7 separate regions of the Mus musculus genome follow, and regions 1, 3, 4, 5, 6 and 7 are each linked to region 2. A link is a loop called in an ENCODE intact Hi-C map of the cell type or tissue named here. Cell type or tissue: left cerebral cortex. All regions are shown on one strand. Region 1 holds the start of Gm16168 (a long non-coding RNA gene). Region 2 overlaps 4930452A19Rik (RIKEN cDNA 4930452A19 gene). Region 3 has its middle 43 kb from the start of 1700010I14Rik. Region 4 has its middle 110 kb from the start of Gm34972. Region 5 overlaps Qk (quaking). Region 6 holds the start of 6530411M01Rik (RIKEN cDNA 6530411M01 gene). Region 7 holds the start of Gm34799 (a long non-coding RNA gene).

The links. Hi-C counts contacts between places; a loop is a spot of excess contacts. Peaks named below come from ENCODE experiments on the same cell type or tissue, not always from the same donor. Only the 100,000 strongest peaks of a DNase experiment are listed, where the experiment ranks them.
Region 1: a loop joins it to region 2, with 6 times the contacts of the local background. A loop is called at or near these places in 15 of 42 quality-filtered maps.
Region 3: it touches region 2 in a loop (4-fold over the local background); 10 of 42 quality-filtered maps call a loop at or near these places.
Region 4: it touches region 2 in a loop (2.1-fold over the local background); 8 of 42 quality-filtered maps call a loop at or near these places.
Region 5: a loop joins it to region 2, with 5 times the contacts of the local background. A loop is called at or near these places in 20 of 42 quality-filtered maps.
Region 6: a loop joins it to region 2, with 7 times the contacts of the local background. A loop is called at or near these places in 16 of 42 quality-filtered maps.
Region 7: it touches region 2 in a loop (4-fold over the local background); 11 of 42 quality-filtered maps call a loop at or near these places.

The regions. Positions count from the first base shown.
Region 1 is chr17:10,491,527-10,495,526 of GRCm38, reverse strand. The region is part of intron 4 of Pacrg (PARK2 co-regulated); the gene reads left to right. A230009B12Rik (RIKEN cDNA A230009B12 gene) reads right to left here. Exons shown (of 2, transcript NR_077237.1): 2 at 2,470-4,000. It overlaps Gm16168 (a long non-coding RNA gene), which reads right to left and starts at 2,329. Exons shown (of 3, transcript XR_003952273.1): 1 at 1,918-2,329. In left cerebral cortex, a CTCF peak has its summit at 2,146 (motif pointing right); a DNase peak (open chromatin) is centred at 2,234; H3K27ac peaks cover 3,768 bases.
Region 2 is chr17:9,754,685-9,758,684 of GRCm38, reverse strand. All of the region lies in intron 3 of 4930452A19Rik (RIKEN cDNA 4930452A19 gene), which reads left to right. Among named protein-coding and RNA genes, the nearest start is that of 4930452A19Rik, 19 kb to the left of the region's middle. In left cerebral cortex, CTCF peaks have their summits at 2,325 (motif pointing left) and 3,619 (motif pointing left); a DNase peak (open chromatin) is centred at 2,309; H3K27ac peaks cover 180 bases.
Region 3 is chr17:9,029,667-9,033,666 of GRCm38, reverse strand. No RefSeq gene overlaps it. Among named protein-coding and RNA genes, the nearest start is that of 1700010I14Rik, 43 kb to the right of the region's middle. In left cerebral cortex, CTCF peaks have their summits at 1,761 (motif pointing left) and 3,302 (motif pointing left); DNase peaks (open chromatin) are centred at 1,164, 1,711, 2,253 and 3,322; H3K4me3 peaks cover 978 bases; H3K27ac peaks cover 1,219 bases.
Region 4 is chr17:10,039,034-10,043,033 of GRCm38, reverse strand. No RefSeq gene overlaps it. Among named protein-coding and RNA genes, the nearest start is that of Gm34972, 110 kb to the left of the region's middle. In left cerebral cortex, no CTCF peak of the experiment used is centred here; DNase peaks (open chromatin) are centred at 601, 1,794 and 1,979; H3K27ac peaks cover 458 bases.
Region 5 is chr17:10,315,137-10,319,136 of GRCm38, reverse strand. It overlaps Qk (quaking), which reads left to right. Exons shown (of 8, transcript NM_001159517.1): 1 at 1-405. The coding sequence starts at 264. Among named protein-coding and RNA genes, the nearest start is that of Qk, 2.2 kb to the left of the region's middle. In left cerebral cortex, a CTCF peak has its summit at 1,752; DNase peaks (open chromatin) are centred at 320, 980 and 1,673; H3K4me3 peaks cover 3,867 bases; H3K27ac peaks cover 3,711 bases.
Region 6 is chr17:9,166,562-9,170,561 of GRCm38, reverse strand. It overlaps 6530411M01Rik (RIKEN cDNA 6530411M01 gene), which reads left to right and starts at 2,540. Exons shown (of 3, transcript NR_027881.1): 1 at 2,540-3,275. Gm52287 (a long non-coding RNA gene) reads right to left here. Exons shown (of 2, transcript XR_003952250.1): 2 at 687-4,000. In left cerebral cortex, CTCF peaks have their summits at 1,028 (motif pointing left), 1,921 (motif pointing left) and 3,197; DNase peaks (open chromatin) are centred at 1,948, 2,619, 2,907, 3,185 and 3 more places; H3K4me3 peaks cover 2,123 bases; H3K27ac peaks cover 2,649 bases.
Region 7 is chr17:9,904,814-9,908,813 of GRCm38, reverse strand. Gm34799 (a long non-coding RNA gene) reads left to right here and starts at 2,000. Exons shown (of 2, transcript XR_003952248.1): 1 at 2,000-2,207. In left cerebral cortex, CTCF peaks have their summits at 1,503 and 3,078; DNase peaks (open chromatin) are centred at 2,553, 3,114 and 3,956; H3K4me3 peaks cover 914 bases; H3K27ac peaks cover 2,305 bases.

The DNA of each region.
Region 1 (4,000 bases), 740 kb before region 2:
CAGATGTTTACATTACAATTTATAGCACTAGCAAAATTACAGTTATGAAATAGGAACAAAAAAATTATAGTTGGGGTGGGGGGGTCACTACATCATGAGGAACTGTATTGAAGGGTCACAGCGTTAGAAAGGTTGGGACCCACTGATCTAGAGGATATCTGTTGTATGGTCACCAGATTACAAGACACTGTGCTGGGTATGAAAGGAAGATGGGAGCAGAGAGAGACAGAGGCAGTGAGAGACAGAGAGAGAGAGACACCTCTGTTGGGGGGGGGGGGGGAATTAGAAAGAAGGGAGGAGGGAGGGGCTAAAAGGAAGTTCCTGTCCTTAGAGATCTCACACTGCATAAAAGCACCAAGAGACCTACCTAGCTGAAGAGAACACTCCTGAAGCCTGGACTGCAACCGAGAAAGTCCATGCATTTCACCTGACTATCAAACCTACACAGCTGGGAGAAATATACTCTGGACTGTGTAAATGGAGCCTCTGAACCTCCATTGCACATTTGGAGCTGGGCCACCTTGTTCACCCATGGTGACCTGGAGAGGTGAGGGTTCTGCCTTTTCTTTTTGGCTTTTGTGACCGGCTAAACCATTGTCTAGGACCTGTAGGGGCGCCAGGGCTCAAGCCCCTCATCCAACCTTCATTTGAGAAGCAGCAGGTCTCTGACACAGATCACTCACTCCCTATGTCTATGGCTGGCTACCATCCCAACTATTGAGTATGATACTCCTTCGTCCCTTGAAGGCAGGGTTGACCTGTAGTTCCTGAGGCCATCACAGTAGTATCTACTCTGTAAATCTCTCATACTTGCAGGTGGTATGCCCAGAAGCCAGACAAATGAGACTTCTCACCCTAGGCCACACATGCAGGGCCCTCCAGCCCAGGCTGGGCCACAGCCCTTCTTTTCCCTCCTCTGCTCCTGAATTCACCTGGCAAGAAAGAAGTGCTCATTCCAATCTGCCTAAAGCTGCCCCAGCCTCAGAAAGTCATCCAGCCTTGCATCAGCTTTGAAAGCATTCCAGTCACCCCGCTATTGGATCTGATCATTTAACCCTTCTAAGCCACACATGGCTCCGTTCTTTTCCCACTTCCTCCCTCTGATCTTCCATCTGACGCACAGTTCTAAGAGATTTAAGCTTTTGCTCAAGGTTAAGTTCTCATGGCCCATTTCCTGTGTGCTCTTGCTTCTCTAGGAGAAGCAATCACTTGATTGATAATTTCTGAACAATGGAGATAAATACATTGCATTTGGGAGGGCTCACGCTTAAGGTTATTGGCAGGTGCATTTGTCAACCTATCATGGTGGCTTCACAGGACTTTTCTCTACATCTAGCTCTGGTGGCTTCTATTCTCCATGGTAAGCACCATTTGCCACGTGGGTCGTCACAATATTCTGGAGAGACTCAGTGGCAAATGCTGCTCTCAAGTCTCATTGTGTTTCTCAGTGGACTTTATAAGGAATTCCTTCCCTTTACTTGTGAGGTTCTTTCATTCTATAGGGAACAAAGCATGGTTTCTTTAGGTTGGAAATAGACACCAAAAAAAAAAAAAATCCAATTTTATTTTTTCTAAACAAATTCACAAGTTATTAACAAAGATGACACAAATGATGATAAATGTATACCTCTCATGGAGTGAGCATATACAAAATGCTATGTATATTTCTATCCATTTCCACTTAATTTTCATCTTAGCTCTTTAAAGGCTGGGGCTCTGAGCTCTTATGCACCAGGGACAAATATTCCAGTGATAATCAGGGAGTCTAGCTAGGTAGGAAGGGAATCTTTGCAACACAGAGATTGATAGCCTCTCTGTGAGGTCAAAGCAGCCCCCCCCCCAAAAAATCTTTGAGTCACCTTGGCGACAACCGTGTGGCCCACAGGAGGCAGACACTGGTCTCAACCTTGTACCCACCTGTCCTGCTGCTGCTGCTGCTGCTGCTGCTGCTGCTGCTGCTCGAACCAGCGCCAGTTTCCTGCTAGTTGAAAGCTGCTCACTGACCTTTCTGCCATCATGCACAGACTGTCCCATGAATGAAGGGTTAAAGAGTCCAAGCTTGCAAATCTCAACAGGAAACCCTTTAGGAAACTTTTACCTACCCCTTAGCATCTCAGGGTCACATACGTGGCCTAGCTGGCCACTTGGGGACAGCAGAGACTCAGGGCAGCAAAAGGGAGAGCAGAGACAGGAGATGAAAGAGCCAATTCTCCATTCTTCTATGGTCCCCAGAGATGAACACTGTGACCTTGTTCCCAGTCTCCAGCCAGCTGTCCTTCCTCCCCCTCCGAGAACACTCCACCCCCAGGACGTGTCCCTGGAAATGTATCCTCATGTGTTAGAGAGAAGGAATTGGGGATGATTTGCTGGTGATGGGAGTGGAGGGAGAAGAGAAGAGAAGAGAAGAGAAGAGAAGAGAAGAGAAGAGAAGAGAAGAGAAGAGAAGAGAAGAAACAGCCATGAATTTTTATGAACATTCTTTAATCAATTAGACAGATGCGTTTTATTATCCATAAATTAGCTGAAATTTCTATTTTGATTTTGTTTTCTCCCCACTGGTTAAAATAAACGTGGTCCTTGCTCATTGAATCAATGCCCTGGCATCTCATAAAATACCTTGAGTTCCCTTGCCAGCAGAAGGGAGGATCCCCAGGGCTAGTGTGTCGGAATGCTTAGGTTGCTGATTGCAGAGCCCCAGAGATTATGGACTCCATTGTGTATAGCCTGCAGCCCAGAGCCCCCAGTTGAGGACAGTCCAAAGTTTCAAACTTTGACCGGAAGGGGGCTTTAAAGATTCAGGGTCAATGTCCAATGAATTACCAGTGTTCAGCTCAACTAGGCTACCTACAAATATTTTTTAGATCTTTATCCTGCTTAACAGATGTTTCCTGTACTGAATGTTGGAAGCCAGCAGAAGTTTTGTTGGGTCCATGAGCTTAGGGGATACCTGCTGTTTCTACCAGTGGATTGGTAACAACTCTCACCCATTTCTAAAAATTCCTTCTTATGAAAGCAGGGAGCGGCTGAAGGTTGGTAATGAAGTCTCTAACACTCAGAGGCTTTGCCAAGTCCGTATTTTAAACTGCATTATCTCTCTGTGAAAATACAATAAAATAACCGACTTTGAAATGTTCTGTCTGCAGACTCAGTCCAAACCAGGCTGGTGTTGAGGGTCACTGTCTTCTTCCACAGCTGCTTCCTGGGACTCAGGACACACCCAAGAATAGACTCTGCTCAGGCATCCCTTACAGCCAACAGATTTCAGCCAGATTTTCAGATTTGGTCAAATTCCATCTAGATAGGCCACATAAAACTCCTATGTAGACACTGATATAAATATGAAATACATTGCAGTCTGGATTTAGTACATCATTTAGATTTCACAAATAGCCTTACTGTGAAATGTTTGTCTTCTAGACAAGCTGAAAGCAACAGATCCTAAGCAGCTCGCTCAGGGCCACGTAGGCCTTGACCGATAGGGCACAGTCCGATCTTAGGGTCCTCGATGTTAGTTCAGAATCTTCTGCTGTGTGCTAGAGGAGTAGAGGCAAGCACTGTGGGAGCAGAGACGGGGAGACTCTGCCTGTCCTCGGCAGTTGATGATCCATCATGGAAGAAATGCGAAGGATTGAGAATTAGAGCAGCTGTGCCAGTTGTGTTCTGGAACAATGGCCGAATGAGAGAGGAGTGGTCAGGCAAACAGCTGAGACGGCCATAAAGGCAGTCATCCCCTGGCTCGGGCAATAGTAAGGGGACATGCTGGCCCTGAGAGCACCTTCATCCAGACAAGCAGCCCAGGGAGAGTGCTTCGGTATGGAGGGGCCCCCGAAGCCGAGCCACAGTACTCTAGATTTGCCTTGCAGGTGGGCTCAGGACATCATAACTGTGGCCCAGAAGGCTTGGTTCTGAAAAGGAAACAGTGAGAACTGCAGCCAGCACTTTGGAGTTGACTTAGCCAAATCGAAGCCGCAGGGAGGTGCGTAGAATAGAAGGCTGGTGG
Region 2 (4,000 bases):
TTATTGCAAAGGAAGGCTATAGCTCTCTGCAGCAGAGGAAAGGGTCAGAAACTGGTTGCTCTGCGGGTAATTTTAATTTTTTTTTCTATTTAGTTGCTTTTTTTCTTACTAAAGAATAAGGGGTTTTCTGTTAGACATAACTTAAAGGATCTTTGTTAGGGAATAGGGTGAGGGTATGGGAAGGGGCAGTTTGGGGTGGGTAAGCATGGGACCTCTTGGTTCAGAGCCTGGCTCCACTGTTTTTACTGGACCATTGAATGAATGGTCCACAGCCAATACCCACCCATCTGTGCCTTCATCTTCGGGACTGGCCTAGGTAAAGCTGTAAGCCTCCCTTACTCCATGTAGACCATTCTTACTGGAAATGAGGCCAGGACACAAGTCTATACCTCTGACCTTTCATTTGGGCACATTAATGCTTCACAATTTTGACAAAGGGAAGTTAACTTGGGTTTGGAAAGTTAGGAAAAGGTGTTGCTGCCATGCAGATCCCTTGCTCAATGAGGGCCAGTGAATCCTTTGCCCACTGAGTGCCAGCTCTCTCTCTCTCTCTCTCTCTCTCTCTCTCTCTCTGAGTGTGTGCATGCGTTTGTGCGTGTGCGATAATGGCTGATGCAACTGTTGGAAACCAGAGGCTTAGCTCATGGGTGCTTCCATGGTTGGGTCAGGGTATGCTTTATTTGTAGAAGGCTGACTAAATCTTGACCCCAGCTATCTTGGCAAGCTGCAAGTGGCCATGTGAGAGATGAGCTTCAGGCTCAAGCCCAGCTCCTGGAAGACAGGTGTCTACAGAGAAGGATGGTACTACCCTCAGAGACTCCTGTAAGGAAAGCAGGCCTTTAATGATGTGGGGGAGCTGAACCCACGGAAGGGGTATCTAGGGAGATAGATGGTATGAACCAAAAGTAAGGAAACTGGCTGTGAGCTATTGGGTAGGAAACACACACACACACACACACACACACACACACACACACGAAAAGAACTGTGGGAAGCCTGTGCTCTCAGGGGACAGATGCTGTCCCTAGGGTCCTTCAGCTCAGGGACCACACTGATCACAGGTTCCTTTTCTTTGCCTGTCCTGGCCATTGGTTTTCCTGGCCAAACCTGCCATATTTTCTCCCAGGACACATGCATGGTGTGCCATTTTGAAGGAGAATCAACAAAAACAGAAGTCAGGTTGGAAGGCATCCATGCTGTCTGGGTGTCAGAAGAGGGGGTGTTAACATCGTCTCTTAATTTGCCATCACATCATATACCCCTACCTTAAAATGAAGAACAAGAATAGTACTTTTTCCTCTTCTTCAGAGACCCCTCCCTGGTACTGGCATAAACTCACATGTGCAGAGACCAGTCAGGCTTGCCCCCTGTATCCCCCTCTCTGGACCCCCATGTGTACTGTGTGTCTACCAGGCTGCTCACAGGTGGCCTTAGGGGCCGTTGCTTTTCAAATGGTGAAACAAATTTGGTGGGTTTTGGTTGTCATTGATTGGCTTTGACACACTGCTGAGGTTGGGCACCAAGGACCCCTGGTACTTTAAGTCACTTTTATCGCTCAAATATGGAGCTTTGACAGCTGAAACGCCTTATGAGAATAGCATTTAAATGTGCAATGCGCCATAAATACGCAGAGTGCGACAGCCAGGAAGCTGTGCTAATCGCGGCTTTGATGTCCCACGAACTACTGTAGCTGGCAGTCCTCGTGCTTCTGCAGGCCTCTTTGGACTTAGCAGATACCGCTCAGTGGATCCAGTTTTCCACTCCTCCCCTCACGAGGACAGCTGTCATCCCTGACTCAAAGGAAAAATCCTTTCTGGGCCCTTGCTTGGCCACAGCCTTTCCTGGCCATACTCCTAGGAGCCTCTCGCTTCCTCCCTGCCCGGGAGTGGCAGAGGGTGAGGCTGGCTAGACCCAGCCAGACTTTCCCAAAGTTCTGTGTCATTTACCACCTTGTCCTACAGCAACATGCTATTTTTAATTTCTGGCGACTGCTACTCTTGATTGGCTGGGACAAGAAATGGAAGTTCAGCTTGACTTGAGTAACAGGGAAAACGGTCCGTCCCCGACAGAACATGCAGCAGGAAAGCTGAAGGTTCGCTATAGAAGCATGGGTAGACCACCCTAGCTTCCGCTGTACTTAAAAGCTGCCAGTAAGAAGCCTGAATGCTTACATTTGATAAGAGCCTTGATCTTTGGATTCCATGGTCACTACAGAGTGCAAGGAAACCACAAAGGGTGTCTGCTGTCTGTAATTTATTAGGTTTCAGAGCATCCCAGGAACTACAGACTCAATCCCTCAGCTCTTGGGTCCAGGAGCGCCCTCTTGTGGGAGAAAGCACTTTTGCCTGGAATTTCTATTTGTCTTTTTTTTTTTTTTTTTCCTCCAGTTTTTAATTTTTGAGAGTTTCCTACATGCATATACTATGCTTTGGTAACTTTTCCCCCAGTTCCTCCCCTTCATCTCTTCCTCTCCCCTCACTTTCTCTCCCTATTTAATGCTTCTTGTTTGTATACTTACTGAGTCCACCAAGTGCTGTCTGTATGGGCATGGGTATAGGACCATCCAACTAGGGCATTCTTTATTATTTTTGTTTTGTTTTAAACTTGTTCTTACTTCTGGAAGAACAATATTAGTTCATAGTTTTGGAGAGTAGAGGAGCTGGAGAAATGGGTGGGTTTACTATGCTAACCAATACCATCAGTACTTGTCTGTCTTAGGGCTTCATTGTTATGTGAAGAGACACTATGATCAAGGACAGCGTTGTGGCTGGCTTACAGGTTTAGAAGTTCAGCCCATTATCAGGAAGGCAAAAAGCATGGCAGTGTCCAGGCAGACATGGTGGTGGAGAAGGAGCTGCGAGTTCTGGCATCTTGATTGGAAGGTAGTCAGGAGAAGATTGGCTTCCACGTGGTGTCATTGCCCACCCCCACAGTGACAGACACACTTCCTCCAACAAGGCCACACCCACTCCAACAAGGCCACACCTCTTAATAGCTCCACTACCGGGGGCAAACATATTCAAACCATCACACTATTCCTTTGTATGTGTGTATCACATATGAATGCATGGTGTATGGGTATGTGTATGTATTATCACACATACAGAGGCCACAGGAGGATGTTGGTGGTAGTGTTCCATCACTCAACACCTTACTCTTCTGACACAGAGACCTTTGCTCAACCTGGAGCTAGGATGGTAGCCCGCAAGCCCCAGCAATCCTCTAGTTTCTGTTCCCATACCTCTGGAGTTGCAGGATCATATATATGCCTTTAAAATGGACATGGGGGACCTGAATTCAGGTTATCTATCATCCTTGTTCAGCAGGTGTCTTAGCCACTGAGCCATTTACTGCTCTCTCCCTGTCTTAGGGTTTCTATTGCTGTGAAGAGACACCATGACCAAGGCAATTCTTATAAAGGACAACATTTAATTGGGTCTGGCTTACAGTTCAGGGGTTTAGTCCATTATCATCACGGCAGGAAACATGGCAGCATCCAGGCAGACATGGTGTTGGAAAAAGAGCTGTGAGTTCTATACCCGGATGGGCAGGCAGCAGGAAGTAGAAGTGACACTAGACCTGGCTTGAGCATTTTAGACCTCAAAGCCTGCCCCCTAGTGACACACTTCTTCCAACAAGGACACACCTCCTAATAGCCACTCCCTATGGATTTATGGGCACCATTTTTACTTAAACTATCACACTCTTTATTCTTTTTTTGATGTAAGTTTTTCACAAGCAACCCAGAAGTGAGCCTTTCTTCTGAAAAGGATTCTGATGTTAATGGTTCTTTTACACCTATCTCAAACGAACATTTTATTTCTTTATCCATCTGCTTCACAGAGGAACAACTATACAGGTTGTGCTGCTTTTATTTAATCTATACACTTCGAGGAAATTGGGCTTTAATTTTTATGCTCTGAGGTTGCCTACCCCACCAGAATCAAAAGACCCAGCACTTCCATGGCCTCAAACATCCTCGTGCTCTGCTGTTATCACG
Region 3 (4,000 bases), 730 kb after region 2:
AGCTCTCTCTGATAAGAAAGAAAACAAGCTGAACACAACAGAGTGGATCTTCCAGATGTACACTCCGAAGCTTCGGCTGTACATCCTTATCATTGATCAAGTTCTATGGGGCTTCCCTCCCCTCTCCTCCCTTCCCTTCTCTTCCCCTTCCCCTCCTCTTCTGACTTTCCTTCTCCTCTTCCCTCCCCACTCCCCTCCTCTACATTCCCCTCCCTTTTTCCCTTCCCTTTTCTTCTCCTTTCCCCCTCCCCCTCCTCGCTCATCTTCCCTTCTTCTCTTCTTTCCCCTATCCTCTTTTCCCCTCTTCTCCTCTTCCCTCCCCACTCCCCTCCTCTACATTCCCCTCCCTTTTCCCCTCCCCTCTCCTCTCCTTTCTCCCTCTCCCCTTTCCATTTTCCTTCCCTCCTCTTCCCTCCCCTCTCCTCTCCTCCCCCTCCTCGCTCATCTTCCCTTCTTCTCTTCCTTCCCCTATCCTCTTTTCCCCTCTTCTCCTCTGCCCTCCCCCTCTCCTTTTCTCCTCCCCTCCTCTTTTCTCCCCTCCCATCCTCTCCTCCCCTCTATTCTTTTCTCCACCCCTCTCCCCCTCATTTCTCCCATTCCTCCCTTCTGTCCAGCCCTATTCCTTTCATACCTATTCCCATACTTTCTAGTCCCTACAAACAAAAAGTACACCCCTGTGGCGAAGCTAGCTTCCATGGTCAGATCACTGCTCTACAGCTGCCCCACACTGAGGCCCATGTTCTGTTCTAGTTCCCTGAAACCACAGTGATTTTGGGGAAGGAGGATGAAATAAAACCCTACCCACTGCTCATACTCAGTATGTAGGGAAGAAACAGGCTCTGCAAAGATTGCTGAGCAAAATCCCTGCTGAGATAGTTGAGAGTCAGTGCAAAGAAATGGTAGTTTAAATCCACAACAGGGGGGTGCCAGACTGTCCTTGCCTGAGGCTTTTCTGGTCAGAGGACTGTGCCTGCCCACTCTATGTACTGTTTAAGCACCCACCCCACCCCCAGATCCTCTTTGTAGATTAGCCAGCCCTATGGTAGCTCAGCTTGTCTTTGTTCAATCTAAACCTCAAGCTTGTCTGAAATCTTACAAGATAGGTGGAAATCAGAATGGGACACGGGCTGTGGGTGGCTTTGGCAGTACGCGTCTCTATTAAGTAGACTCAATTTAGTACTGGGTAAAGGGAAAGACGAAATTAGAATCGTGGTTGGCAGAAATAGTCTCCATCTGGCACTGTAATTACACACTGTCTTGACCTGAGCAATCTTTGCTGTTCCAAATGCTGTTTCCTTTGGAAAGCAAATTTTAAAAGACGCTGTAAACCACAGGTTAGGAAATACATGGTTCCAAATATCCACCACACCTTTTAGACAAGGGAGTCGTATCCTGCTTCTCTATTATGGCTCTGTCTTTTATAATTAAATGAACTCTCTAGTCACCCGATGAATGTCACCTCTTTACAGCGGGATAAACAGAAGAGATCTCCGGGTCTATTTTCGCCAGTGACATCAGACACTATTTCGATGGGGCTATGACTCAGTATCCTCCTTGGCGCCCTCACTCCTGAAGTTCTTTTAAGGGTGAGCCTGGGTTGCTGCCGGCATGCGGCATTTTCAGAGCCTCATGGAGCTCTTTATATCAACCCTTGACTTCACCTTCAATGCCAACAGGAAATTGTATATGGCTCTAATCTCCCCAGTAGAGCTCTGCCAGAAAGCCGGGTTCTGTGCGGTATAATGGCGCCACCTACTGGTCACACGTGTCCTCCTTTAGCCTGCCTCCGTTTTGTTTTTTTGGTGTTCTGTTTCCGTATTCTGATGTGTCTGTCCTCAGAGACTTTGTTTTTAGCTTTTCTACTTCGCAGCTGCAGCAAGCTGGACTGATAAGCAAACGATATCACCACCTGATCGTCTGTTCTATAGGTCCTAAGATCTTACCGCTGACGGGGGAAGTCATGGACAGACACCAGCTTGACTTGATGACTCTGTCCTTGAACCCAAGCAGCCTGATAATCCAGCCTGATGATCCGGGCCGAGCCTCACTTCCCTTGCCTCAGCCAAGCGGCCGTGCAAACCTTCACTAGACCCCAAACGCCCTTCCTACTCCCTCAACGGGCACCTGCTCTCCTAGGCATCCACACAAATGGATTGCTTTTAAACAGAAAATGACACTGACTGTCACTAGACGTAACAAGTGCCTTATGTACATTTCATTGGAAGCACAAGCTGAAATTAGCCTGTCAGAATCTTACTTTTCTGGATGCCAGTGTGTCGTGTGGCAGAATTAGCTCAAGAGAATAAAGAGCAGGCTTGCCTGTCAGAGAGCTTCTCTCCACAATTCTCTTGCTTTGTGTGCCTGGCTTAATTCAAATGCTTTTTTCATGCTTGAAGGGGTAGGTGTGTGTGTGTGCGTGTGTGTGTATGTGTGTGTGTGTGTGTGTGTGTGTGTGTGTGTGTGTGTGTGTGTGTGTGTGTGTGTGTGTGTGTGTGTGTCTGTGTGTGTGTGTGTGTGTGTGTGTGTGTGTGTGTGTGTGTGTGTGTGTGTGTGTGTGTGTGTGTGTGTGTGTGTGTGTGTGTGTGTGTGTGTGTGTGTGTGTGTGTGTGTGTGTGTGTGTGTGTGTGTGTGTGTGTGTGTGTGTGTGTGTGTGTGTGTGTGTGTGTGTGTGTGTGTGTGTGTGTGTGTGTGTGTGTGTGTGTGTGTGTGTGTGTGTGTGTGTGTGTGTGTGTGTGTGTGTGTGTGTGTGTGTGTGTGTGTGTGTGTGTGTGTGTGTGTGTGTGTGTGTGTGTGTGTGTGTGTGTGTGTGTGTGTGTGTGTGTGTGTGTGTGTGTGTGTGTGTGTGTGTATATGTGTGTGTGTGTGTGTGTGTGTGTGTGTGTGTGTGTTACCCTTCTAAACTTCGAAATTATCACTGCATGAGTGTGTGTGGTGGGGGGGGGTGTTGGGGTGAAATTGCCATTTCCTATAAGGTCCCAATGCTTTTTCCCCCTTTTACTTTATCTCTGCAAATGAGAATTTATCAAAGGCTAAGCCTTAGTCTTTTGTGATAAAAAAAAAAAAAAAAAAAAAACCTAACAAAGTATGCCGGTGGGGGGAAAAAAAATATGTAAAATTCACATTGCTGCTGGAAAGATCAAAGCTTAAGGATGCTGCCCAGAATGACTGATTTCCCGTCAGCTCCGAGGCTTCAGGACACCAGCGAGCTCTTCTGTGAAAGCAAGGTGTTAGAAGCAGGTGTCTGAGATGCTTAGGGCTGTTAGAGGTCTCACTGGTCTCTCTGGTATGTTGCCCCCTTCTGGCAAAGGGCAGCTTATAATCTGATCCTTCAGAGAACAGCTTCAATGCATACTACTCACATGAACAGCCGCTACAGACCTAACACCACACAGATGAGAGTGTTACAAACTGAGATTGTTCCAGAATTGATGCTCAAGTTGAGTGAGTCCACTTTCTGCCAAGTAAAGGAACACCAGAGAAACTTAAAAAAAAAAAAAAAAAAAAAAAAAAAAAAAAAACAGAAACAAGGGTTGTTTGTGTTTGTAGTTACACGCCTGGCTTTTGGGAAATAGTGGTTGACTCTATCCTTGTTGCCTGTGTTGAGGAATAACATCAATGGTGGAAAGTTCTCTTCAAGGACATGTCCCCAGTGAACTCATTTCCTTCCATGGGGCCCACATCTTAAAGGTCCCATCATCTGCCCATCAGATAGGGACCAAAGATTGCAGTGTGGGGATGTTGTCTCAGCCCAGATTTTAAACTACAGCCAATGAAGCTGCCACAAGTCCTTGTGAGCAAGTCTTCAGATGTATACGCTTTCACTTTCTTGAGTAAAAACTAAGAACACCAGGTAGACATTGTGGATACATTTCTGGATCACATGAGAGGCACACATGGAAGATACTGCAGAGGCTCACCACCCCTTCTGTAGCGTCGGGTGGTGATTCAGTCTCATGACTCCTGGGTTACAGAGCTTGGCATCCTGGACCCTTTGTGTGCT
Region 4 (4,000 bases), 280 kb before region 2:
ATAAACATCAAGGTTGGCTGTGGTCAGGAAGAAAACGGTCATCACAAACAAGTTCTTAAGGGCTCGGTGTGGCTCTGCCCAACTACAAATGGAACGAGGAGAGGGAATCTTGTGTTTCTAGAAAGAGGAAAGCAGAGATGCTGGGTCCTCCACGGTGTGCACCACAGTTTGATGAGTTTCACATGATGGATCAATTCTTGATGGTAGCATGTTGTTTTAAGACCCAATTGGTATGCTGACATGTAAATTCATGTAACTGGAAGTCCAAAAGTTTTTCTCGCACCCTTGCAAACCAAATGTCATTTTTAACCTCAATTTTCACATATACTCATTTATTTAAGGAGTTATTCTTATTAGATGGTAAGAAATGAGTTTGGATTCACTCAAGCCCTTATATATCCTGCCTCATCATCTCTTTGGAGTGGGGCAACTTCTGGAGAACATCTGGATTCAGGTCTGAAGATCCTTAGGCAGCTTGGTTCCTTCCATACACTTTATAAATCCCCAGCATATGGCAAGATAGCACCGGATAGTTGCTTTGTCATCCACAGGGACCAAGAATGCTGAGTCATGGTTGCTTGCCACTAGACCAGATGGAACTATCTGGAAGCTGGGAGCAGTTGATAGCTAAGAGAGTCCAGGGAGTCTCCTGTTGCAAAGCATCCACAGATTCTCAGAGTTATGTTGAGTTCTGTGGTGGAACATTTCACTGTACTAGGAAGCGGCTGAGCAGTCAGAGAGTCGCTGGGATCTATGTGCACTCAATGAGAGCCAGAGGGGTCAGGTCTCAGGAGTGGGGCGTGGGCTTCACTGTGCATTGCCGAGACAGCTGGCACCTGTGGGGTGAAGGCTGGGACTGGCAAGAGGTGGGAAACAGGAGAGGCTGAGAAAAGATACTTAGAGCTGAGCCCACAACATTGTACCCTCCTTTGCCAATTATGAAGCACTTAGATTAGTTCTTATTATATAATAGTTTGTACTATCTTTGTAGCAACTTTGATCTGTTATTGTTGACATTAATTTTGCATATAAAAGCACAGAAGAAGAAAGGGAAACAGAAAAGAGAGAGGGAGAAAAAATGACATGTTCCTGAGATTTTCAGGTCTTGGTTATCACTAGCCCACGTGGAAAATTAAATCACGACTTGAGGTGGTCTGACCCTACCCTTGAATGTGGCTTATGGAATCTAAGAATCTGGTTGATGGGTTGAGAGTCTCCATTTTTTTCTCATGCATCTGAGATGAGTTGTATGTGTGTTTCTTAGGGCTGCCAGAGTGAATTGCTCCAGATGAAAATAAGATTCCCCACAATTCTAAAAACTGAAATCCTAAGCTCAAGGTTCTGGCTGGAAGAGACCTTTCTTTCCCTTTAGGACGCCTGGCTTTCAGGAGGCTACCGGCTCGTTGCCATTTCACATGGCTTTATGCGCAAGTGTCTGGGGTCTTTAGCTCTCTATACTCTAGACTTCAAGGAATAACTCAAGTCAGATTCAGTTGGGGTCTGAACCTAAGACCTCAATTTTAACTTGACCATCTCTTTAAGCTTCTTTCTCCAAATAGTTTGATTCTGAGCTACTGGGGGTTGGGGATCCCAGTGCACAAAATTTAGCCTATAGCAACTGCAAAGTCAATATGGACTGTGCCATCTCACTAATGCCTGAGCGTTGTTGAGTCTAAGGAAGTGCACTTTTCCTGACACAGAAGGCTCTTCAGAAGTGCAGGAACTTCAGTGTCAACAGAGAGTCACATCCTGGGGGGTTGGAAATGAGGGCCCTGTGTGCCGCCTTAGGAAGCTGTAGAAAGTGAGTCTCACAAACAGCTGTCTGGTTATGACTTAACGATGAGTGGATGCTAAATTACTGGCTTGTGAAGTCATCTCAGGAAGTTGAACTTGAGATATGCCTTTATTTTAAAAGCTTGGCCATCATTAGTATGACTTGAGAGGAAACTAGAAAATGCTATAAATAGAATCTGCACTACCCTTTGAGCTCAACTTAAAGATGAGGAAGCAGGCTGGAAGTTGCTCTCCAAGCGTCATTTGAGGAAGTCATGTTTACAAAGGGCTGTGACCTCAGTATGTCCGCAGAGAGTCTGACCATTACCTTTATAAGAACCTATTTGGCATCTAGAAAGGAAGGATCCTCAGGAGATTTCATGCCCAGAAAGCATTTGTTCTCAGTGCTCTGGGCTATTCGGGAACGATCTTCACACTTCATAGTTTTCTCCTTAAGAACAAAAAATCTTGAAGGCCAGCGGCTCAAATTATTATGAAAAGCAGTTCCCAGGTGGGATGGTCAGGGCCAGGACCAAGGGCCATGCTTCCTTGATTGCTCTGTCAGCAGGACCAGAATGCAGGCTGCAGTGTGGCTAACGGTGTTATTCTGCCTCCTTATCTGATCATCTCACCGTCATGGGGATAGCTGCAGTCTTAGAGCCCAGCACACTCTGGTAATGTGGTGAGGCAGCTGGGATGAAGGCAGATTTGGAACATCCAATGTTCTACTCATGAACACTGGTGAGAACGAAAGGGACCAGTTTCTTCTCTGAGGCAGGGACCGTAACCCCAAGACTGGCTAGACAGCTGGCTCCTCCTGCCCCCAGAGATTCCAACTGAACTGCTTAGGACAAAGGGCCTTCAAGGGAATTTTTGTAGTTATTTAATTCTGTGGGGAAAACAATCTTTGGTTTTGCTATGTAATCTTTTTCCTTTTATAGGATGACAGCCAAGTTAATCTAACTATGAGATTTTAAAATTTATTAATTTTAAGGTTTTTGGAATGATTTTAAAAAGTAAGTTTGATAAAGAGTAAAGATTTTTAAAACAGTAATCACCTTTTGTGACTTAAGATTTAATCTAGCTTTTTTCAGGGCTCAACAGTGGGCTCCAAGCTCTGCCCGTTTGTACTTGACACCTGGTAGATCTTCCTCTGTTACATCTTTCCTTGCTGTTTTCATGAGAAACCCTGAGCTCTTCCTCTGACATCTTAGTTCTTAAGAGTTGGCATAAGCACAGACCGAACTTTTGATGTGTCTCCAACACTCACTGTTTAGAAAGCCCCGGAGTTCAGTCCTTTAACATCCTTTAAGATATCCCTCAGCTCAGAAATCTGTGGGAACCAATACTTCGTGTTTGTCAGTTGTCTGTTACTGTAACAAGGACCAGTGATAATCAACTTACAAAGAGAAAAGGTTTTTCTTCTTCTTTTGGGCTTTCCCTTAGGATGTTCTAGTCATGACCAGTGGGTTCTTGTGGCTTTACTACTGCAGTGGCTCATCCTGGTGGGAGCCCATGACAGAGCAAAGCTGTTTACCTCATGGCTAGGGCTTGAACTGGAGAAAAGCAAGAGACCAGAGTTCTCTAATCTCTGTCAAGAGAGCACACACTCCTAGGGTGGTTGGTATTGGTTGTCATATTACCTGTGGTGGGAAATATTCCACGTGCTGGGTGATGTGTTTATAAAAAGATAAAGAGGTAGGGGGATATGTTCTATGGAGGTGTGGTGAGGTATGAGGGAAGGGGATGTCTCAGGGGACCTATGTAGAGGCATCCCCCCACCCCCCAGGACCAGCCACAAGACAGTATAGTATAGAATAGAGTTTATTTAGAGCATGGTGAAGGAGGGGGAGTTAGGAGGGTAGTAGAGGCAGAGAAAGGCAGAGAGAGAGAGGGAGGGGGGAGGAGAGAGAGAGAGAGAGAAGAAAGAAAAGTAGAGAGAGAAGAGAAGTAGAGGCCAGCCATGGCCACGAGCACATGGAGAGAGGGGGAAGGGAAGGGAATGGGGAAGGGAAGAGCAAGAGCAGGAGAGAAGCAAGTGATCAAGAGAGCAAGAGGGGGAGAAGGGGTCAAGCAACTTCTTTTAGAGTGGGTCAGGCCTGCCTGTTGTTACCAGGTAACTGTGGGGTGGAGTTTGAATAGAATGCTAACACTGGGGACTTGGACTGGATGGAAAAGAACAGTGAGTTGAGCAGCACTTGTCTCCCTCTGCCTTCTTACTCTGTAA
Region 5 (4,000 bases), 560 kb before region 2:
GCCGCCGGCCTCGCGAGGGGAGCCGCGCCGGGCGGCCGAGGAGCGGCGGCCGCGGCGCGTCGGGCCGGGCGAAAGTGCCTGCGGGGGGCGGGCGGGCGCGCGGAGCCGGCCGCCCCGGGGCTCGGCGCGGGAGCCGGAGCGGGAGCCGGCGCGGAGCGGGACGCCGCGTCCCGAGCGGCCGGCGGCCGGAGCTCGCCCCCGCCCCTCCCTCCTCTCCTCCGGCGGCGGCGGCGGCGGGCGGAGTGAGCTGCGGAGCCTGGAATATGGTCGGGGAAATGGAAACGAAGGAGAAGCCGAAGCCCACCCCAGATTATTTGATGCAGCTGATGAACGACAAGAAGCTCATGAGCAGCCTGCCCAACTTCTGCGGGATCTTCAACCACCTCGAGCGGCTGCTGGACGAAGGTGAGGCGCCCGGCCCCGGCGCGGCGGCCCGGGATGGCGGGGCGGCGGGAAGGTCAGGCGGGCGGGCGGGCGGGCGCACAAAGGCGGCGCGGGCGGCTCGCGGCCCGGCCGGGGCCGGGCCAGGCCCGAGGGCGGACCCGGGAGCGCGCGGGGCTGCGGGGCTGCGGCCGGCTCCCGACGGCGCGGCGGCTAGGCTCCCCGCCATCCCGGCCATCTCGGCCGGCCCGGCGGGGCCACGCGATTCCCCGAGCTCCGCCTCGCCTGGCCCGCGGAGCCCCGGCTTAGCGGGCTCTTTTCGGTAGAGTTGCGTGGCCCGCAGTACCCGATCGGACCCCGAGATGTCCAGGAATCACGTAGGGTACCGAAGAAAAGTAGTGCTTATGTGGCCGAAGGCGAGGACGAAATGACAGAGTAGAACACTTTTTGTCCTTTTGTTTGGGGAAGCGAGAACTGTTTGGGAGTTTAACTTCACTTTTTTTTTTTTCTTTAGTCTGTGGTGGTGGTGGTGGGGGAGGAGTACGAAATACCGCGAGGACAGACCTGAACGGAATCCGAGTTTGGAAGAACTGGGGCGGAGGGTTCGCTCCCGGCGTAGCCGCCTGCGTTTGCAGGGCGGGGAGCTGGAAGTTTGAAAGGACGGGGATAAAATAGAGCAGAAGTTTGCACAAGCCGAGTTAGGAGCGCTGTGGGGAGCGAAGACTGACTGGAGATTAATGCTGGTCAGCTCTGGAATTCCTTTAGGAACTACTCATAGCAGCGACCTGGAGTGTTAGTTCCCAGTAGCTGTAGGTTTCTGTGGACGCCCGGGGCGGGGTTGGGGGGTGGGATAGGACCAACAAGTCTGTTTTAAATCGAGTAGCGAGTAGTTTCTGTCTTCTCTTTTAAAGTCTCTGAGTGGACTGTTTAAAGGAAGCGGAAAACTATGTTGTACAGATGAACATGGATTTTAGGATCTTGAGAAGAATGTCGAAAAATTTTAGAGATAGCTGGGGATATCTGCTGGCATGTCAGGGAAGAACAAAAGACTCCCGAGCTAAAAGATGATTAAAGAGTCATCCTCAGAGCTTCCGTTGGATGGGGAGCTTTGGGCAGTATTTAAAACAGAAAACATTCAGCTATTACACATGAACATGCAACAGCAACACATCGAAAGAGGCATTTTTTATTGTTGGGTTGGTATATTTGTTAGTGTTAAATTGCCCTGGAGAAAAAACTTGAACTGCCCCTTTAAGGGTTTTTGCCTTTCCTATTTGTGTTGGCATTTGAAAAATTGTGGAGGCAGAAAACTTTCTGGAATGTCCAAAAAAAAAAAAAGAAAGCTGGAGCTCTTAAATTGAGTATTTCCAAAAGTGAGCGCTAAGGGGCGCCAGTTATTTTTTTTTAACCTTGGAAATGTTTGGAACAAAATAGTATGCTTAATAATCTGACCTATATTAGGTGCAGTTGAAACTTAAATTTTTAGATGACTTCATTTGTCACTATTCACAAATGTGATTAGGGCGGAAACACCTCATACATTGATATTTCTTCCTTGGCATTGGTTTTTATGATATTAGTAGCATATTTATGAGGAAAAATTTAGTTTTTAAAAGTTCAATCAAGAGGGAATTTCTTACACAACAAACTAGACAGCATATACAATGAACTAAAAAGCATTCTTAAAATGCTTCGTATACCTAAGTGACTTAGTGGACTTATAAAAAGTTTGGATATGTTATAAGGAAAACTAGTAGGCGTTTCTTAGATTAATTGTAAAGGCTGTTCAAGTGTTCTCTTTCAGCTTGATCAGAAATAACTGCCTTATTTTGAGGTTGGCATAAGTCTTTCAACTAGAGGAATTTCAATCTTTGCACAGGCTTATTTCTCTTGGTTAGAAATAGTGACCCTTTGGGTTTCAAATGTAGAAGACAGCTAGTTCAGGATTACAATATTCAAAGTAATGTTTGGTGTCTCCTTGTCATGTTTTCTCCATCTTCACCTTAGTCTGTTTGTTCTTGGGTGTCTGAGCATTAGGCTAGAGTAAAGATAGCTCGGATTTAATAGGAGACAGGAGATTGACTGGGGATTGTGATTGTTTTCATCACTTGCAGGAAATGGGCTGGTCCTTAGTGTGCTATAAGCTTTTAACTGTACTTGTTAGTCTTACTGTAAATTTAATTTGACTTGAAAATTCTGGCTTTTTAAGTGCACCATCATAATTTTCTTGGTAGATGACTTAATTGTGAAAATTGGCAACTTGTCCTTAACCCCTTGTGCCCTCTCATTGTCTAAAACAAATTAATTATGACTTCTGTTTATGGTTAGGGATTACATTTTCCTTTGACTGTAATACTTGGCAGAAAAATTACTTTTAAATTCAGATAAAACTAAGTTTCACTTTAGGGATTAAACTGTTCAGTGATAGTAAGATACTCTACTCTCTGATAATTAGAAACTTTGAATGGGACTATTTAGCAGTTTTATTTTAAAAATTCTTTTCCAGCAGTGAACTTTTAATATAGTTTCTGTTTGAGAATTTTCATTTGATTTAACAAATTTGGGAATGAAATATGTTAGTTTTCTACTTGTTAAAACTTGAATGATAGAAGAGAAATCGTATATTAATTCTTGCTGGCTTAAAGAAAGTAGTCCATAGTTTTAACTTAGGTAGTAGTAACTCAGTCCTTGTGTTGGCTGTTAGTTCTGCTTGGTGAGTTGTGTCAGTCTTTCTTTCCTAGCATCTTTAGCAGGATAGTTTTGTTTTAAAGCTAACAATATATTTTAGGCCAGGGCAATTCTTAAATAAAAGCTATAACTTGAGTTAATACTTCTAAGACTTAAAGGATCATTTAATTAGAGGTGAGCAGAAGATTACAAATAAAATGTGGGTCTTAAACTGCTTTCTCTTAAGATTTTAACTTTATCCCTGGGATAAAGTTACACACAAATTATCTTAAAGACTTTTCTTTGTAATGAAAACGAGTTAAATGCAAAACATTTTTAAAAAATAAACATTTTGTAATTTAATATGAAGACGTGCAGCAGTAAATAACACAAATAACAAGTAGAGAAAAGCAAGAATGTGATACATGAGCATCGAATTTCCAGTTTTAATTCCATGATTATGAGAGAGAGGCTGCTTTTATGAAAATGAGAAGGGTGTGGTTTGATGAAAGGGGGCAGTCTGAATATTTTTACAGAAGCTTGTCAGAAAAACTAGAGTATAATTTAGGAAAAGTAAACAAATATGTTAGATTTTGCATGAATGATTTAAAAATGCTTTTAGTTTTAGATAACCCTTTTTCATAAAATTTCCTGCTCCCTAACTGATCTTAATTTTCAATTAAAATCGGCTTTGCTGTTTATCTTTGAGAATGTGTTCAGTGTTGCAGATGTCATACCTCTGCTTTTCTTGAATTTTAATTCTTTTCTTTTTGAAAAGTCTTGTTTGTCCATAAACACTATGGCTTAAAACTTTGCATGGCCGTAGATACTGAAAGGACATAGGTGATATAGTTTGGTAAATTTTTAGATTTTCTTTTGTCTAAAAAGCAAGTCATTATTGATAGTAGTTATTGTGTCAAGCATATTTTATGTAAGATGGGGTAGTTAATTT
Region 6 (4,000 bases), 590 kb after region 2:
TGTATATTGTGTGCAAATGTATATGAACCTTGGAAAGAAAGCAAGCCCGTGATGCTCCCTGAATGGAAAGGGAGACTTGGAGGCTGATGGGGAGGTGAGCTGAGAGCAATGAAATCAGGAGGCTGGAAGAAGAGTTTAAGCAGCCCTTGTTAGATACCACCCATGCTCACTGTGCCTTGCCTAAGTCAGTCTAGATGGCTGTCACTCAGGGTGCACTGAATAGTGTTAAAACAGGAAGCCCCTTTCCTCAGGGCCCACAGCTTGTAATTTATTGGGAAGAACCTCTTTCTCACTGATAATGTCTCTGTAAATAGACACAGGAAATTTCCTATAAAAAGTCAGCCAGTCTCAATCACATTCCTCATCTATTGCCTCCCACTTCATTGCTTAATACAGGCGTAGGGAGGGCTGTCTCAACTACTCGGTTACAGCCAGGCATAGGCACACTTTTAAAATAGTCTATATGTCAAGTCAAGGGAGTGAATGACAGAGGAAACCTGGTCCATGTGTGCATTGGCGCAGAGCTGTGCATCTGGCTTTAAACCCCTTGCTTTGCACTAGGATCTGTTTGTCCATTAAAGGGGGATGACGAGGCACACACACCCAGCATATTCCACAGCAGACCACACTGGTGAAATGCGTTCAACATCTATTTAGGACAAACTGCGCCTTCTTCCACCGGATGGTAGCGTCCAAGCAAATCTTATTTCAATTTCATGCAATTCATTAATGCCACAGCAAAAGGCCATTAAGTATTTCCAGGACTCTTTAGACTGTTATACTTGGTTGAAGATTAATCTAAATATGGAATCTAAATTTAAACACGCAGAAGCATGCCTATCTCGTCTTTCTCGGGCGTCAATTTCCACGATTCCATTGACAATACTGCGTTTTTAAAAATATCTGCTCTTTTTTGGTGTGTTTTCTGATGCAAGCTCTTCAGAAAGCAGGAAAAAAAATAATAACGTAGGATCAAAGAGTCTTAAAAACCGGTAATAGAAATTCCATAGTGACTCTGCAGCACCATCTAGTGTCTCGGGAGGTTATGACACTCTTTCTGGCAAGGCAGATCTTCATTGATGCTCCCGGAATGCTGATGAGAAAAATCCCACCACCCCTTTCCATCTCGTCAATTAAACCCTAATTTAATTAAACCTGTACAAGGCCAACTGCCATCAATTTGTTAAATCCTATAATTTCCCAAACTCCTCTACTTTGAAAAATCATTAAACCATTAAAATACAGCTGGGAAGACCTGGAGAATCTCTGACTGCGGTTTTAAGGACAAAGTGAAATTTGGCTCTGGGCACTATCTCTAATCATATTATGTTAGAGGGTATTTCAAAATAGTTCTGGGGGTAAATTTTTATTAAATATGGGGAGATTGTGAATGGTCAACCAAGCAAGAGTTGTTTGTTTGTTTGTTTGTTGTTAGACAGGGTCTCATTTTGTACCTGGCTGACCCAGAACTCATTATGCAAACCAGGCTGGCCTTGAGCTCACAGACATCTTCCTGTCTCTGTTTCCCAGATGATGAAATTAAAGGCTTATGCTTCCTCATGCTAGGAACTAGTTGCAAAAAAAACACTTTCAACCAACATATTGTGTTTTGGTTGTGGGGTAATATAGACTAAGAAGCTCAAAGACGGGGGAAACACACATACCCCCTATTTTGTTCTGTGATTTCCCCCACGCCTTTAAACTTTATTTTTCTTTTTTATGTAAGCAGGATGTCCCATTCAGAGAATGGTGACCTCTGAATTAATGTCATAGATTTGTAGTAAAAGGGATAGATGCTAGTCATGTATGATTATAAATCAAAGATGTTGTTCTGGGGTCAGTGACACAGAGGGCACATAGGACCACTCTGATGAGGGAACGGAGTTTCACTGTGGTGGGAGCCCAGAGCTCTGCTGCCATCTGCTGGTCCAGCATGCATGACACATGTGATCCATCTTTCCTTAGAACTAGTCTCATTTTAGGTCACAGCTCACCTTGGGCATACACGAACCTGTCAGCCCTCTCTTTGTATTCTGATTCATCTTAGCTGCAGGCATCCCACAAACTGGCAGACACGCAGAGAAACATTGAGAGCACAGGTGGAGGGCGGGACGGACCTAGTGCCCTATTTAAACTGATGGATACATTTAAATGAAATATACACGAGTTAGGGAAGGATGTACCGAGCGAACCCGTGGTAAATTTCAGATCATTATTTGATGCCGCTACTTCGCCGTTTGTCTTCTTTGCCCTCGCGCGGTAAACCAATGTGCCCTTTGCAGTTTGACATGAATATGGTTTATTTTAGCTAAAAATCCAAGCCGGCCCTAGTCACTCTCGCTGTGAGCATTTTCAGGCTCTCCTTGCAATCCCAAGAGTACAGAAAATAAATTTGACACAATGTTTCTTTTGTCTTCCCCCACCCCCCACGCCTCTGGCCAATTGATTCGGAGCTCTGTTTCTGTCTTGCCACTGCTGCCTCCAGGTCGAGCTGAGATTTCCGTAGCTTGTTAAGCTAATTTGGGTGCTGAGCAAGGACAAGTCCAGAAAGCAGATTCACAAAGCAGAGACTCACAGAAGCGGGGCTGTTGTGCTATGCTGTTTAGAAGCTGGCAAACGTGCCCTGGATCCTCCTCAAAACATCCGGCTGAGACAATGCAGTTTCGGGCTCACAGCATTGTTCCTGGAGAGACCTGAAGATCCCTGGAGGCTCCGGAAGCCATGCAAGGAGCGACCCCAGGGGAGCTGTGGTTCCCAGGCCTCAGAGGTGAAAGACAGTGGCTTGCAAATGCAGCGCCTCAGAGGTGAAAGAGACAGTGGCTTGCAAATGCAGCAACAGCATCCCATGAGTGCAGGGGAGCGCTCTGGGTGGAGCAGAACAGTAAAGTTCATAAATTCAGCACGTCAGAGCAGCCTGTCTCCCCTATTTACTCTGCAAGTCCGTGACATCGCGAGCGCTCGCTACTTTACTTTGTCTTAATGCTGGCGCGTTAACCTCTGAACGGTGACTTTCCAGCCACTAGCCTGGAGGCTGTAAGGTGCTTCTGTGCCTATTTTTAGCCTCTTTTCCGCGAAGAAAAGAGAAAATAATAATGTCTCGTTCCGGGGATCCTTCTCAAGCATGCACAGGATCCAGGAGGCAACAGTAACATCCCTAAGGAGCCAGTCTCAGAAGCAGGTGTGGGGCGCCCTCTCTCTGTTATCAGAGAGGGTGCCGGAAAGCAGCTGGGCCACAGCGGGGCACTGGGCAGGATCGCTACGAGGAATTCAATAAGGTTGGCTGCAGAGTTTCAGAGAGCAAAGTGGGGGAGGGGAACTCTGAGTGTGCTGTGCCTGTTCCCTTTGGGCTCCTCTGCCCACTGTGCTGTCTCAGAGGGACAAAATCAAGCACAAAAGAGCCCTAGAAATGTGTCATGTGGGCCACACCCCCAAACCCCCGACCCCGTTCATTTCTGAACAGAATTATCAGAGCAGATGACCTTTTTCTAAAATGGTGCTTCTGAAATGAGTCTATCCTTTGTTTTGTTATCAGAATCATACGATGTGAAATTAGAGAAATGTGTGAACGCAAAAGGATTCTAGATGAAACCCACCCAGAGCAGTATTTTCTGTATTTTGCATTTTTCACGTAAACTCCTTGATTATGTACATATACATGTATGAGGAATGTTGATGCATGGGCTGTGTCTATATTTTTTCATAAAGCATCTCACATATTACCTTTAAATGGCTGCCATTTCTTATGGAGTAGTGTGCATGTGTGAATGTGTATGTGTAGATAATATTTAGATATAAGGATAATAAGTTTATCTATATTTTAATATTGGTCTATATTCATATTTTTCTGGGCTCCGTTCTCAGCAGTAGAAATGATAGCACCTGTATTAATACCATAATGGTTAATATGTGTATGTGTATATGAATATATATACACATACTTACATGTGTGTATATATGTATATAGATGTGTGTGTTCTGTATGTGTGAGTGTGTTGTATAT
Region 7 (4,000 bases), 150 kb before region 2:
GTCCTCTGATGCCGTGGGTCTGGAGTTGGGGGTAGAGATAAAGGCATTTTCTAGAATGTCCCCATGGCGTTCAGAAGCCACCCAGGGTTTATAGAACTACAGCCTACTCCGCAGATTACAAACAAACAGTAAATACTCAAGAGATTGATTAAGCATCCAAACTAACTGACAAAAACAGACAGAATACAGAAGTCTGAGAGGCCAGATCTTGATACACCATGCAAATGGGTCCACCCTCCGCGTCTCACCTCCTAGCCAGCTATGGTTGGCAGAAGCCCCTGCCATGATGGTTATTTGTCACCTGTTTAAAACCCTCGTGTGTGTGTGTATGTGTGTGTGTGTGTGTGTGTGTGTGTGTGTGTGTGTGTGTGTGTATGTGTGTGTGTGTGTGTGTGTGTATGTGTGTATGTGTGTGTGCTGAGCATATTCAGGCAGTAACATAGATTTTCAGGAGTCAATAAAAATGTCTGATTTTCACCAATTATATATTTCACCAATTATATATATATTTCACAATATATTTTGTGCAAAAATATATTTGTGACACATCCGCCGTAAGGTGGCAGCTGCCAGGTTTTCTGTGAGGGATACCTGCTTCTCCCTGGACGGTCCCATATGCCACTAGCAAAGCCGGTCTTTGAGATCTGAAGCTATAGCCGTCAGCACTGTTTTTTATCTCTTACAACTCACCTTCTGATCTGTAATTGCTCTGAAAATATGTTGTCTTCATTATCCAGCTGAAGACCCAGAGGTGCTATTACTTAGTACTTAGCACGGAGGTCGGAAATGGATTGCTTCCCCAACAAGATCCATAACCATAGATTCTCCCAGCCCATGAGAGATGGTGCTGAGCCTCGGAGAACTTCCTGTCCAGAGGTCCTAATACAGCTGCTGCTGTCAGGAGGCACTAAGGCTCGGAGGTGGTGGGAGTTTCTCTCACTGGCTTGAAGAGGCCAGGACACAGCTTTCCTCTATGGTCTCTGCTATAGTTCCTGCCTCCAGGTTCCTGCTTTGAGCTCTTTCCATTCTTGGCTTCCCATGATGATATACTGTTACTTGAGAGATGAAACAGACCCTTTCTTCCTTAATCCTCCCCAAATGGCTTCTAGTCAGTATTTAATTAATTAATTAACTAATTAAGAGACAGGATTTATCTATGTAATAGCTCTGTCTGTCTTGGAACTCACTCTGTAGACCAGGCTGGACTCGAGCTCACAGATGACCACCTGCCTCTGCCTCCTGAGTGCTAGGATTAAAGGTGTGTACCATCACCACCAGGCTATTTATTTATTTATTTATTCATTCATTTATTCATGGCAACAGACAACAATCTAGGACACAGCTATCACATCTTTTATTATGCAAAGCTGTGCTCAGAGGCAAGCCATGGTCTGTGCTGTGGTGGAAGGCAGACTGTGTGTTGACATTGGGATGGGAAATGTTGAAGCTGGGCCCTTGTCACTTTAATAAGAAGTATCTCTTTGGAAAGCTCTGGCATTAAAGGCTTAGTCCCCAGTTGGTGGTGCTGTTGAGAGGTGACTGGGTCCTGAGGGTCCTTAAGTCATTAGTGGGCTAATTTATTGGGGAATTTGCAGATGAATGGGCGCACCAGGAAGGGCCTGGTTCCAGAAAAATGAACTGCAGTTCTCTTAAGGAAAGATACACTTATAAAGTATAAAATTGCAAGAGTGTCTTTAGGTTTCATAGGTTGCCTGTGGACATCCTGGGGCTTGGTCAGGGGTAGACGTTGAAGGATTTTTATTAAACTTTAAAAGAAAAGTGGTGTTGAAACTCGTGATATTTGTAGCCCTGAATAGTTTAGTTGTGATTTATAAACAGTATTCAGAAATACACATTTTTCTCTCATAAAACGAAGTCCGGACAGGTAGCCAAGTGATGGGGATTAAAGTGTTGAGATGTTTTCCATGGCAGCTTCTGAGTAGGAGGTGCCTAAATATTTCCTTTTTTAAAAAAAAATCTAAAAATCAAAATAAATTAATAAAGTAAGAAATGCTCTAGTTAAAGGCACCGTGTGAAACAGAGAAGTGGAACTTCACAACCTTCCCGACCCACAGTCTTTGAACAGTGAGCTCTCTGCCTCATCGAAGCTATGGGCAGGACTTCTGCAAGCCTCTCTCCTTCTCACCCCGATGTGTTCACGCGTGTGCGTGTGGGCATGAGCATTTCGAAGACTGAAACTTTAAAGTGTAAGTTGATACCCGCCATTTGTCATTCGTTGTCACTTCTAAATAACAGTATCCTGTGTGTCCATTGCATTTTTATGCGCTTGGAAACTTAATTTAAAAGCTGAGTGTGGCGTGGGTATTGCATGAAAAGAGTCAGGGAATTGAAGTTCTGGGTGGCTTGGGGACAGAATAAGAAATGAAGCAAGAGACAGGATGATGGGCACAGCTCTCCCGGCAGTCGGGCAGTCTGTCCGCTGGCTCCCAGTTGCCTGGATACCTTTGTATGGTGACTTAATTCGGCCTAGAGGCTGTGAGTTCTCTTTTCTTCTTGTGTCTGTGGTGATGTGCGTTGTTGCTGGGGATAGTCAGGGGCAGGAGGAGTGAGGAGACAGAAGAAAAGTTGACCACACAAACACAATGCCGGGGATGCTGGAGTTAGTCCCACTGAGGGCGGGCGGGGGAGCGAGGAGCGGGAAGTTCCTGCACAAAGCCCTTCTTGTTCCCATAGAAACCAGTGCTCAGCGGTGAATGACTAGTTTGACTCTGCACAGCCCCCTTCCTCTTCTTTTTAAAGTCTCTGTTGGAGATTCATTGTCTTCTTGCTATTCTTGTTTTAACCCCCCCCCCCCCCCCAAAGGCTGGGGAAGAGAAAACACCACCTCTCCAACCTCAAGGCATCCTGTGAACAAACCCAAGGATTCTAGGCAGCCTGAAGTCTGGCTGGATCTCCCTGGATCAGACACCTGGTTTTTGTTTTGTTTTGTGTTTTGTTTTGGTTTGGTTTTTTGTTTTTGTTTTTTTTCAAGTCATGGATGGATGGACACTCTACACAGAGAGGTGCCCACAGAGATTGGCAGCCTAATTTGAATACCAATGCTGGCCTGGGCTGGCTTCCAGAGGCACCCACCAGGGCTGGCAGGGTGTTGGTGGCCAGACTCCACAGGGGCAGGGAAGTCTCTCCCACCCTCTGCTGGGGGCTGCCTCCCTCTCACTCCCATGCCCTCCTCTGCTGGGTTATTGGCAAGCTGGCTTTCTATTCTTCAAGGATTAATGTCTCAGTGCAAGGGGTAAAATTGGCAATTAGAAAGCAAAGTCTCGGGGCCTGGGATTTCTATCTCCTTATCATCTCCCAGTTAGATTTCATTAGAGTGCTGCCGGAGAGAGAGGTCTTAGGGCCTTTGTTGTGTGGTCAAAGAGTTTAAAGATACTAACAGGATGTTTTATATTTACCTGGAAAAGACAAGGAAGCTTTTGTGCTAGCAGAGTCTAGCTCACATGCATAATTGGGGGTGGGGAGGGGAACGGGGGTGTTCTGAGCTCAGTTCCTGCATGTCCCAAGCAGGATTACCCAGAAAAACCAAGACCCATCCTTGTCAGAACTGTTAGGTTATTGGGCAATTTTTAAAAATCAAAAGTAATTCTTATCCCCTACGAACTAACATGTTTTAAGTGTAAAGGATTGCAGATGTGCCTCTTTGTGGTGTGAAATACACTGTTTAAACAATTTCTTATCTTTTGAAAGTCTAATTAAATGCCCTAGCTGAACGGAGCTGCAATTTGTCTGGAAAAGCCCCTGAGATGTCTCCCTCCAGCTCCTAGCCATGGGGCTGCTGTGGTCAAGGAGGGACAGGGCCCTGCAGGGTGCCGTTCCGGAGGCCCCACACACTCCTTTTGATGTTCCAAGTGCCCACCTGCTGCTTGCATTTGTGACTTGGGTGGCATGAAGCCAGTGACATCAGACAGGCAGGGTATTGTCTCAGGCAGATAGACATTGTCACCCCGAGTGAATGTTTCTTCCGTGTTCATGGGCATGG